Linked DNA regions of Homo sapiens: region 1 is linked to region 2. Evidence: chromatin contacts called from ENCODE Hi-C or POLR2A ChIA-PET data. All regions are on one chromosome and are shown on one strand. The core of a region is the stretch at or near the end of the contact, and the rest is flanking DNA. Distances in the headings are between cores, read along the strand shown.

Region 1 (5,563 bases), core at 2,805-5,304, 180 kb after region 2:
TGCATTGTAATTTGGATACATATTAATTCATGAAACTTAATTTCATATACATCTTATGCATTAGAATTATATAATTTATTGGGTCATGATGTAAAATGTATTTCTAACTTTGAGTCAAAGTCAAACTTCTTTACCAAAAGCAAACCCTCTCCAGTTGTCACAGTTTAAAACTCCATGGCAGGCGCAGGCATGGTCTCTCTCTGCCGTATACCCAGTATCTGGCACACAAAAGGTGCTCCACAAAGTCACTGAAAGTTGTTTACAGATGAAAAATGCTTTAGGCTTCAGGAAGGTGCTCGAAGAGGTATTGCGGTGTGAGGCAAAGCACGGTTCAAGGTTTGGTGCACTTCTGTAGCTTTGGGCAAGCCATCCCTAGGCCTGAGTGTTCTCAGCTGTGGTGAAAACCACTTCCAAGGCCCTTTCCAACCCTAAGGTTCAGAGACTGCTCCTGGGCTAACAAAAATTTGCTAAATTCTGACCTCTAGTGGCTGTGTCCACTCATTACTCCTTCCAACTGGGATTGCTGGCATCTATACTTCCAGGCTGTTTCTTCAACATTCACTCCATAGACTTCCTGAACACCTACTATGTGTGCATTGCTGAGCAAGGAGGAGCAAGTAGAGCTTGGCAGACCTGGAGCTGCCACTGGAGTCCACCACACCAGAATTCAAGCCCTGGCTCTACAACTGGGACAAAGTCACTCCCGGGAACAAAACCACTTCCTTCTCAGGGTGGCTGTGTGGATGAGAGACCAGGGGGAACTACTATGATTTGGTTCATCATATCCGTAATCCAAGAAGATGAATGTAACTTAGTTCCTGCTCTAGAAAAGCTTCATCCCTTCCCAAGAAGAAAAGCCTCTCAAGGAGGAAGAGCTGACCAGCAAGCAAGGATAGGTTTGATGATGGAGGGTGAGGGGCTCCAACCACACAGACCTGCACACGGTAGGGAGGAGCAGAGGGAATTTAGTGCTGCTCAGCTTTTAGTTTCTGCAAGGCCTGGATGCTTGGACCCAGGGCTCAAGGTGACTTACAGGCATCCATGGGGCCCAAAGCAGTGATGCTGACTGTCTCAGAGGCCTTCAACTATTTAGTCAGAAAGGCTGTTCTGCTGAGGGTTATCTGGTGAGGCTGTTCAAAAGTGATCTCCAGTCACTTCGGTAATGTGAACTTAGACTCCTCTCTATTTTTAATTTTTATTTTTTGTAGAGACAGGGTCTTGCTATGTTGCCCAGGCTGGTCTCGAACTCCTGGCCTAAGCAATCCTCCCAAGCATTGGGATTATGGGAGTGAGCCACTGTGCCTGGCCTTAGATTCTTCTCTAAGTGAGAAATTATTATAAAACAGTAAAAGTAGGAAAGGCCAGCAAGGAGCTCCCCAGGGGTTAGTACAATTACATAATTCGACTCTTCTGGAACAAACCCACAAGCCGAAGCAGACTTTTCTGAAAAGTGTTTGCCTGGCAGACATAGTTATCTTATGACGGATCACTATGAGCGGTGATAACTGCGCCTTATATTTTCCCAAGAACTTTCACATGTAGCCTGATTCATACTATACCCCATCATACCTCCACCAGAAACCACAAAGGCTAATGTTCTAGAGACCCAAATGACATAAAGATACATTTCAGATATAACCTACTACTATAACTACAAAAGGTTAAACTTCTTTAAGTCTTTTTTAAAAGTTTGTCTTAAGTTTAAAAAAAAAATCCTCCAGTATAAGTAGTGTTATATGGTACTCAGTTTCTACCAAAAGCAGCAGTTCTCTCCAGCTCTGGGATAGTAAAAAATGAACCTGAGCTAAATACATGGGAGATTTTTGAAAAGCTAATGGTATAAAGTAACATTTAGTGAAAGGCTGCCATTTTGGAACTCATCAAATGTTAATTTTCTTCGGTGTGAAATGATTTGGTGATCAAATAGGAGAATTTCTGCATGCTTAGCAAATACAAACTGAAGTTTTTAGTCAATCTAGGTGAAGGGTATATCGGTGTTTATTGTACCAGTCTTTTAATTTTTTTTTTTTTGATAAATTGGAATATTTTCAGAGTAAAAAGTTAGAGATAAAAAGACATGTTCAACATAGAGCTCTTTTGGATAATTTGCCATTGTTGTACCCATACTGAAAGCCAAAATCCAGATTTTGTCAACTTTACTCCAACAATAATACAGCAAAATCCACATACAGATTCTATCTGAAACTGCCTCCTTCCAGATCAATATTAAACCAAGTAGAGGGTGAGCCTTCAGGCCTGCAGGCTAGAGAATTAGGGGTTACCACTTGTGCCATTAGGAAAGAGAACTTCATTTTTATTTAATACTTTTTGGATCATAATTATGCACTGAGTACTCTTCTAACTTTCTAAATGCCAATTCATTTACTTCTTATAAAAACCCATCTTGTAGGTACTATTATTATCCCCACTTTGCATTTAAAGAACCCAAGGCACTTGCCCAACATTACACAGCTAGCAAGTGGCAAAGCCGGGATTCAAACCTAGGCAAGGTGGCTCCAGAGCACAGCTCCTCACAATGCCGCCACATTGCCCATCTTCAGAGAACAAGTATCAATCCTTCAGGGACCTAAGACAGGCTTGATGTTCATAGTCCTTTCATTATTGAAGGGTTAGCCTTTGTGAGACACTCATAAATGACTTCAAGTCCTTCTACCAATCATCCTGACAAGGAAAAACTCCAGGCTATATTCTGTTTGAAAGGCTAGAAAGGAACTAAAGGCCCAGTAGGTATGGTTAGACTGAGGGTCGGATATTTACCTATACATGTAACAGCATGCTGTCCAGCTAATGAAAAGACGTAGGCACTTTCATGTGTACTGTTGACCTCTAGAAGGCAATGTTAGATCTAAAATACAAGGTGTAGGACAATGTATATCGTCGGCTAAACTTCACTTGTGTTTTCTGTCAAGGATAAATAATATGATATGTTTGTAAGTGCATATCTGTATAGTTTATCCCTGATAGAAAACACATATCCAACAGGATATGCAAGTAACTAATAACAACCACTGCCTTTGGAGAGGGGAACACAGAAGCTGGGGCTCAGTGCTGGGAGGGAGTCTGGCTTTTTGGAGTGGATTTTTGCACTGCTTGGCTTTTCATGAGGGGCATACGTTACTATTCTGAATTGCTATGTTATAACATTATGAAGCGGGGTGGTCACAGCAGGTTCCAACACAGTCCTTATAACATCTTTTATCAGCATTCTCAGTAGCTCAGGCTTCAGAATTCAGCTCCTGGGAGTGTAGTAGTGCCAGGTGATTGGCTAGTGGCTTTTAGAGGCTCCCATTCACAGACTGAGTGGCAGGGCCTGTCCACTTGATGAGCTGTGGGTAGATGTAGATGTTAAACCTGCTACTTTCAGGACACTTCAGAGAGCCAAGTCCAAATGAAATGTGAATTCTTTTCATGTGCTTTACTAGCCCTAGGGTTCAATCCATTCTATTCCTAATGCAGATGAAAATAAGAACCTGGCCAGGAGGCCTGCGAATAGGGTGACTGCAGAGATGTTATCTTGGGAGCATCTTCTCATCCCTTCTTGGCTGAGGAATCCCACATTGCACTGCTCTCAAAAGCTCCTTCAATTGTGGACAGATGGGCTTTTCCCTCAACTAAAGGATATTTGCTTTTATTGTTCTGAATGAAGTGAACAAAGTCCATTCACTTGCACTGAAATAATATATTGCTTTGAGTTTATTTTAAGAGCTGCTGTCACACCACTCTGGGATCCGACCTCATGGTTTCTTAAAGGCTAACTAGGGCTGTCTACCATAAACACCAGTGCTGGAAACCTGGCCCAGCTTCACCCACTGACTCAACCTGGCACAGGTCCAGGCCCCAGGGATGTATGGGCCGAAGGACTGGAGGTGGAGTTCACTGGCAGATCAGGGACCTGGGGTCATTAACAAACTTTTCCAACACTTCTTATTATAGTATGTGTTTGCAAAAGCTAGACTTTGAAAAGTCGCCTTTAAGACCGGTCAGTTTACATAGGATTTAAAGATAGACTAATGCTTCCTTCTCTAACTAGTGTGGAAATGGTATTGTTCCTTGTCAGAGTAGCTACAGTTTCAGTGTCTAACCACTAGGGGCTGAACTAACTCTACCAAAACTATTTTCTAAACCATGTCTTTTGCAAATTAACAGTTTCCAAGATGACTGAATTACACCGTTCATAAACAGTCATGTCTAGAACCATCCCTTCCAACACTGAAAGGCTTTGATGTTAGAATAGAGGGAAATGTCAGGTTTGTGTTCAAAGAAGGGGGGCAAGCATGAAATAGGAAATAACACAAATCAGAGAGAACATGAGAAGCAGAATGACATCAAAACGTCCTAGTGTGGTGACCTCACTGTATCAGAATTCCTTGTCTAGCCCCCACCTCATCCTCTATGGAAACAAAATCCCCAGGGTAGAATCTGGGCTCTGAATGTTCAGAGGGCTCCAAGGTTGAATCTTATGTACAGCCAAGATCACAACAACTGTGCTAGCCCAACACTCCTTTAGAGAGGAGATGGAGGCTCAGGGAGGGCAGGTACTTTGACTATCACCTTTCCAAGTCACTACTGGGAAAAGTCCCGGGTCTCCTGACTCTCCATCCAGTGCTCCCCGGGAGACAGTATCCCCTTCCAGGGCACCAGGGCATCACTTGTACATTATACCACTTACGATTTGGTTTCTGGCAGTCCTGCTGAATGATCCGGTGGATCTTTCTGTGCAGGTCTTTGTCTTCTCTGGTTACCTAAATAGGAAAAATAGTTGAGAGAGAGAGTGTTCTTAGGTAACACAGCAGTTGTGTCATCCAGACTTCCAAATTAGTATTCAGGATAGTTTCTAAAGATTACATAATAATCATCTTCCCTACACCATTAATGTGGTGTTTGATACTTGGCCTAGTGTCAAACCAGTTCTGCCCAGAGGACACGTCCTTGGGAGTTGGTTCATTGGGGCAATGAGGTTAAAACAAAAAAAAAGCTGGAATTGCATACTTTTAAGGGACAACTTTCTTCTTCAACACTCATAACACATTTTTGTTATTTGTTGTTATAGTTTTGAGCGAGGCACAGTGATCAAGGCCTCCAATCTCCACCCCATGACTCCTTCTTCTGGGCCCTGACACCTGTCTTGTGTTGCATCAGTTTTCTTGCTTCTCCCAACCACAAGGAAAAATAAAAGGAGAAAAAAAAAAAAAAAACCCTGCAAGGACAGGCTAGCATGAGAGTAAAGCTAGCCTATCCACTGAAACACATTCTGCTCTCAAAGGTAGACATAACTTAGTCTTTTTCTTTTTCCTTTTTTTTTTTTTTTTTTTTTTTTGAGACGGAATCTCACTCTTATCGCCCAGGCTGGAGTGCAGTGGCACGATCTTAGCTCACTGCAACCTCCGCCTCCCAGGTTCAAGTGATTCTCCCGCCTCAGCCTCCCGAGTAGCTGGGATTACAAGCGTGCACCACCACGTCCAGCTAATTTTTGTATTTTTAGTAGAGATGAGGGTTTCACCATGTTGACCAGGCTGGTCTCGAATGCCTGACCTCAAGTGAT
Region 2 (5,885 bases), core at 1,605-4,104:
GGGCAACATAGCAAAACCCTGCCTTTGCCAAAAATACAAAAAATTAGCTGGGCATCACCTGTAGTTGGGAGGCTGAGGCAGGAGAATCGCTTGAGCCTGGGAGGTGAAGGTTGCAGTGAGTCGAGATCGCACCATTGCACTCCAACCTGGGTGACAGAGTGAGACCCCATCTCAAAAAATAATAATAATTTAAAAAATGTAAATCGCTTAGAAGAATGTCATCACATGGTGAGATACAGTAATTGAGCTATTATTAGCTTTCTAGACCTCATAGTAACCCTATGCTGCCACTTCTATGGTCCCTATTTTACTCCTGGGGGAACATAAGGCCCACAGACAGTCATCCTCTCCATTTATTGCATTTACTGTGTCCATCCTTCAGCTAGCACGAGGGATATGGTAGATGCCTGGCAGTAATGTCCCGGCCCTCAGGGTGTGTGCAGCCTCTCAGGGAAGCCGGATGTTAAGGATTTAATTACCTCTGTGGTATATGCCACAAGTGAGACGTCCCAGTATTGGGGTGAGAGGTGGGGATGGCAGGCCCAGGTGTGGTGAGTAAGTGGTGAGTTTAGGTGGGGTTAAAAGATTGCCTGGGAGGCCAAGGCAGGAGGATGGCTTGAGTCCAGGAGTTCAAGACCAGCCTCAACAACATAGCAAGACCCAATGTCTACAAAAAATTTAAAAAATAGTGGGGCACGGTGGCATGTGCCAGTAGTCCTAGTTACTCGGGAGGCTGAGGCAGGAGGATTGCTTGAGCCCAGCAGTTTGAAGCTACAGTGAGCTGTGATGGTGCCACTGCACTCCAGGACTGGGAGAGAGACAGAGACCTTGTCTCTAAAAATAATAATAAAAAACGGTTGCCCCACCTGGCACATAGCTGGTGGGGGGCTGAACCAGGATCTGAAGTTACACCTGTGAGTCCAAGGCCACCTCCCTTAACAGCTCTGCCACCTTCCTTCCCAGGAGCATCCCAAGAGGGAAAAATGATTATAAAAAGCCAAGCTGATAATCAGCTCCTCATGCACTTTCTGCTAAACAGCTGAGCTGCCAGAACACCTGGAATTTCCCTGGGTAGAAAGTTGGGCATCATTGTGGTGCAGCCTCTTGGCCTGTTGCCTGCACCTACTGGCCTTCTAAGAAGTTTGGGGGGAAGTAAGCATTGCATTTGAGGTGGCCTTCCCACTGACCTGGGGCACGTAACTACCTGGGGTTGGGGATGAAGTTCAAAGTGAACACCCAGCTGGGCCACTGGAATCAATACGCAGGGAACGTGCCCACTGAGATGAACACCCTCCCCCTTCACCCTGGGCGCCAACTCAGTGGTTAGTCCACCTCAGAGCTGCACCGGGAGGGCCAGGCAGACCTCGTCCCCGGGCTACTGAGCAATCTGTGCAAGGGCAGCGTAGCAGCTGGAACTACCAGAGGGCCCAGAAATGACAGCAGCAGCAAGTGGGGCAGAGACTCAGTCCCTGGGAACAGGCATGTCCTCCCCTCACACAGGAGCAGAGGGAAGGGATACCAACAGGTCTCCAAAACCTGGAGTTTGGAAGAATATAAAATGTCCCTCTGGTGGCCAGGCATGGCAGCTCACACCTCTAATCCTGGCACGTTGGGAAGCCGAGGCGGGAGGATCGTTTGAAGCCAAGAATTTGCGACTAGCAGGGGCAACAGAGCCAGACCCCGTCTCTACAAAAAATAAAAATAAAAAAATTATCCTGCCATGGTGGTGTGTGCCTGCAGTCCCAGCTACTTGGGGGCTGAGGTGGCCTGGGACGTCAAGGCTGCAGTGAGCCACGATTGTGCCACTGAGCTCCAGCCTGGGCAATGGAGAGAAACCCTGTCTCAAAATTAAAAAAAAAAAAAGGAAAGAAAATAACCCCAAAACCTCCCTCTGGGATCTTTTAAGGGAGATGGAACTGCTCTAAAATTGGATTGTGGTGATGGTTGCACAACTGTAAAAGTATTAGTAATCAATGAATTAATTGTACACTTAAAACAAGTACATATTATAGCATGTAAATTATACCTCAGTAAAGCTGTCTGGGGGAAACTCTCCCTCTGGCTCTGACCACTGAGCCATGCTCCGGGCCACATGTCCTGGGTGGGGTTTTGCACGTAGCCATCTGCGTGCCCTCTGGACCCATGACCAAATGGGCCATTCATGAGAGAGGGTGTGGGAAGCCAAGGGCTCAGTCTGTGGTTTGGGAGCGGGAAACCTGGTTTTCTGAGTGCTTCTAGAACCGGTTTCCCTGTGTCTGTTCCATCAGAGGAGCCTGTACCAGCCAGGCAGCACCCCTCCTCAGAGGCCTGAACCCTCCTGGGATAGGAAGCCCCTCCTTGGAGCTCCTGAGGCTGGGGGAAGGGTCTCAACAGGCTGCCCTGGGGGGCCTGGACCAGACTTGGCAGTCTCAGCAAACCTTGTACCTTTTCAGGGATGTGGCCCAGCAGGAAACCTGGGTTCCCCTTAAAAGATCCCAAATGTGGCACATGCCTTCAACTCTACCTTCAGCCCCCGTGGTGACCATGGCAACCATGGCGTCCTGATGCAGTTATTCTGCCCTTCTGTCTGATGAAGGGTCCCATCCTGAAATTTGGAGCTAGTTGCCCCAGCCAAGGGTCAGGTGCTTCTCACTTCATCCTCAGCTCACCCCCGTGTGGGGTGTGGACTTGGAGCTGAAGGGCAATGGCATGAGTCCAGCCTCTGACACTTCCTAGCTGAGAGGTAAGTCAACCAGTCTCAGCCTAAGGTCCCTCATCTGCAGAAAGGAGCATGGGCCTCCCTGGATTGTACGGATGCTCAAACAAGATAAACCATGCTCAAGGGTCCAGCACGGCTTTAGTACAGCATCAGCCAGACGCTGGGAGCTGTAATATCCGATATGGCCATGGGGTGGAGCCAGATACACATGTATCTCATGAACCGAGGGCTTCAAAGTGACCCAAAGTTACAGACGTGCCCAAACTCCAACCACCCTCAAGATCCAACTTACAGAGCCTGTGAAGGGGAAGGAGTCACAAGGTCTCTGGATGCTTGTCCCTTTCATCTCGGACTATGTCTATGAATATCTCCCATTCCCACAGCCATCCAGCCCCTCTCTAGATCCTGACTGTTGCATGCTTGGACCACTGCAATAGCCAACTGGTTCTGCTAGGACCTCAGAATGTCAGAGCCAGGAGATAGCCCAGAGACCCCTAGGTTCTGCCCATTTACCTGATGCTGAAGTGTAGCGATTGTTAATGACTGCCTCAGGCCTATCTCTTCTTGGCCTAGCCCTAGCCAAAAATCCCTTACTCTCACGGAAGATGAAATTTCTTTCAATCCTTGAAACACAATCTCAGGGACTCCCTCTGGCCTGGATGCCCTCCTCTGCCACTCTCCTTGAGTAGTGAGCTCTTGCTTTAGTCTCAGCCTGAATGCCACCTCCTCAGGGAGGCCTTCCTGACCACCTCAGCAGGCTGGTTTGTTGCTGCGCAAGGCCCTGCACCTATTACAATCAGTTGTTCTTTTTCTGTCTTCCCCATTATCAGCAGCTGTTATAAGCCCTGTTTTATAGGCAAGGACATTGAGGTTTTGGGAGTTTAAATAATTCCCAGGCCACACAGCAGGTGGGGGAGGAGCCAGGGTTTGCCAGAGCCTATAATGGTCTGCTGCCTCCTGTGGAAGCAAGCCAGGCCCATGCCATGCTATCCTCCCCCTTAGACCACCAGGGCCCCGAGAGTGGGGACTGAGCTACTTCTGAAGTCCCGGGCCTCACATAGAGATGATCTAGAAACACTTGCATGAACACACGCCTCCCACAAGAATGCAACAGAGGAAGGCTGGTCCCAGTGGCCGAAGACCCAGGTTCTAGGTTCAGTTCTGCCTTAAACTCCCCATGGAGGGGTAACTACCCAGGGACTAGGAACATGGAGGGTAGTGATAACCACAGGGGAACCAAGACCCACCTTGAACACAACATAACAGCAAAGCAGGCCTCAGCGCTCTTCCAGGGCTTACCCCTTCCGCCAGAGGCTCCAAAGGGCTCTGTAGGCCTTCCTTGGGGGTAAGAGAGTGGGCACATGGGGGTCTTGAGGTTTCAGAGAACATAGAATGCACAAGCCCAAGAAATTAATGGGGGACCCAGTCTACCCCCACACACTCCTGCACCAGGATACCCTTCCCTGCCACCTTCCTCCCCACCCTGAAGAAAATCCTGTGCCAGGCCTGAAAACAGAGTCATCTTCTCTCCCTGGACATGGGCCTCCCAGGCGTGTGCGCTATGAGCTGGGCTGGACTGGGGGTGTTTGAATCTGCTTCCCTCCAGCTCGCCGACCCAGCATGACAGCTGAGCCTGCAGAAGTCCTTGTTCCCCACGGCCAATGCCCCTTTCAAGTGGGTTGGACACAGCTTCCTGTGGGCATTTTCCTGCCACCTGCCCACCCAGGTTGAAGGGGGCATGGCAGGGGATGGACAAGGTTTATTTATCTAACGTTCTGTTCCCTCCCTCAGCCTCCCACAGCTCCAAGGTCCAGCTGGCCCTCCTGCCCATCAACATAAAGAGGCTATTTGTGCAGCAGCCAGTGGCAGGGGGCTGCAAGGACAGTGTGGCCCACGTCCCTGGCCAGATGGGTGGTGGCAGGGCTTTACAGAGCACACAGAGCCATCTTGATGATAGGTGTCTGACCAGAATGCAGCCAGGCATGTGTGGGTGGACTTTCTACCCCAATCCCCCAGGAGAGACAGGGACTTGGGATGCCCTGGAGTTTCCAACAGCCTGCAGGGTGGTAGGGGCAGCCTCGCTCCACAGGCAGCACCAGCCCTGGCCAGGACTCCCAGAGCAGAGAGGGATGCGGTGAGATGCTCCTCTCCCAGCTCTCACCTTCAGCTCGGCCAACCCAATTCCATTCCCCCAGCCTTTTTGGGGTGGCTGCTCTGTACCCAGGCCTGGGCTAATGGAGGAAAGGAGAAGAAAAACAGAAAATCCCATTTCCTGAGCTTTTGTGATGGGTTAAGTACATAGGGGCATTTTCTACGCATTTGCTCCCTTGAACCTCACAATCATTTTGCCACATGTACCACGGGGGCCTTGCACAGATGGGGAAACAGACTGGAAGAGGAGAAGTGAGCCATTCAAGCTCACAGGCAGAGCTGGGTGTCCCCACAGTTGCCACTGCAGTTAATTTAACTCAATTCACAATTTCAGCTTTGACCCTTGAGGTGATTAGCCTACGCGGTCCCTGGCATACAGCTGGCACTCAGTAACTACCTGCAGAGTGAAGGGAGGCTGCTGTGGAGAGGTTCCAGGGCTCTGTCCACAACCTTCCATTTGCCTCCTAGGAAAAGGAAGGGAGTAGGAGGGTGTATGACTCAGTGCCCAGTTTGTGATCCACACGCATCATCCCAATTCATTCTCCCCAGTGCCGGAGCAGTGACTCCGGGTGACTTACAGAGAATGGAAGGCCACGCAGTCAACCCACAGCAATGCTGCTGGTGAGCAGGGAAGCCTGGACTCTAACTCAAGAGGCTGGCAGCCAGACATAAGCCGAGCAGTCGCCCTGCCTTCCCGAACAGGCCAGACCTGGCATTCGACTGGGATTGGGGATGTGGGGCTCCTGGAGGAGACACCCCACATTCTCAGTGCTATTCCAGCTGCACTGCCACACACACCACCTTGCCCCTCGTCTTCCTACGGGAACCCTGAAGCAGGGCTGGCAGAGTTCATCTGTCCTCCTGGGCTCTGCTTCTCCCAGGCAAATGGCAGCAACAACCTCTGTCCCCCTCACTGGACTCCCCACAATTTTACCATGCAGTCCAAGATGAAACAACCATCCCCAAAATATAAATGGGAGGGGAGGATGAGAAAGTCATGCAGAGGAGAGTGTTTTCTTGAGTCTGACCTCCTCCC

The links. A loop is a pair of places that touch in the nucleus more often than their neighbours do. ChIA-PET counts read pairs that join two places held with the same protein, here RNA polymerase II (POLR2A). Pooled maps may share reads with other maps.
Region 1: a map of HepG2 shows a loop between it and region 2 (10-fold over the local background). The contact joins two enhancer-like sites. A Hi-C loop is called at or near these places in 52 of 168 maps with a recorded cell type or tissue (A673, CD14-positive monocyte, CD4-positive, alpha-beta T cell and 35 more), 37 of 37 single-sample maps with no recorded cell type and 41 of 50 pooled maps. POLR2A ChIA-PET finds 5 or more read pairs at or near these places in 7 of 52 experiments (BJ, CD4-positive, alpha-beta T cell, CD8-positive, alpha-beta memory T cell and 4 more).

Annotation. Positions count from the first base shown.
Region 1 is chr10:103,884,382-103,889,944 of GRCh38, forward strand. STN1 (STN1 subunit of CST complex) reads right to left here. Exons shown (of 10, transcript NM_024928.5): 9 at 4,691-4,763. Among named protein-coding and RNA genes, the nearest start is that of STN1, 31 kb to the right of the region's middle. Within about 2 kb of position 4,055, at least 22 of the 41 ENCODE cell types and tissues checked have a DNase peak (open chromatin) inside an H3K27ac peak, as active enhancers do; they include mammary epithelial cell, where a contact is called at or near this core.
Region 2 is chr10:103,710,202-103,716,086 of GRCh38, forward strand. All of the region lies in intron 5 of SH3PXD2A (SH3 and PX domains 2A), which reads right to left. Among named protein-coding and RNA genes, the nearest start is that of SH3PXD2A-AS1, 34 kb to the right of the region's middle. Within about 2 kb of position 2,855, at least 3 of the 41 ENCODE cell types and tissues checked have a DNase peak (open chromatin) inside an H3K27ac peak, as active enhancers do; they include mammary epithelial cell, where a contact is called at or near this core.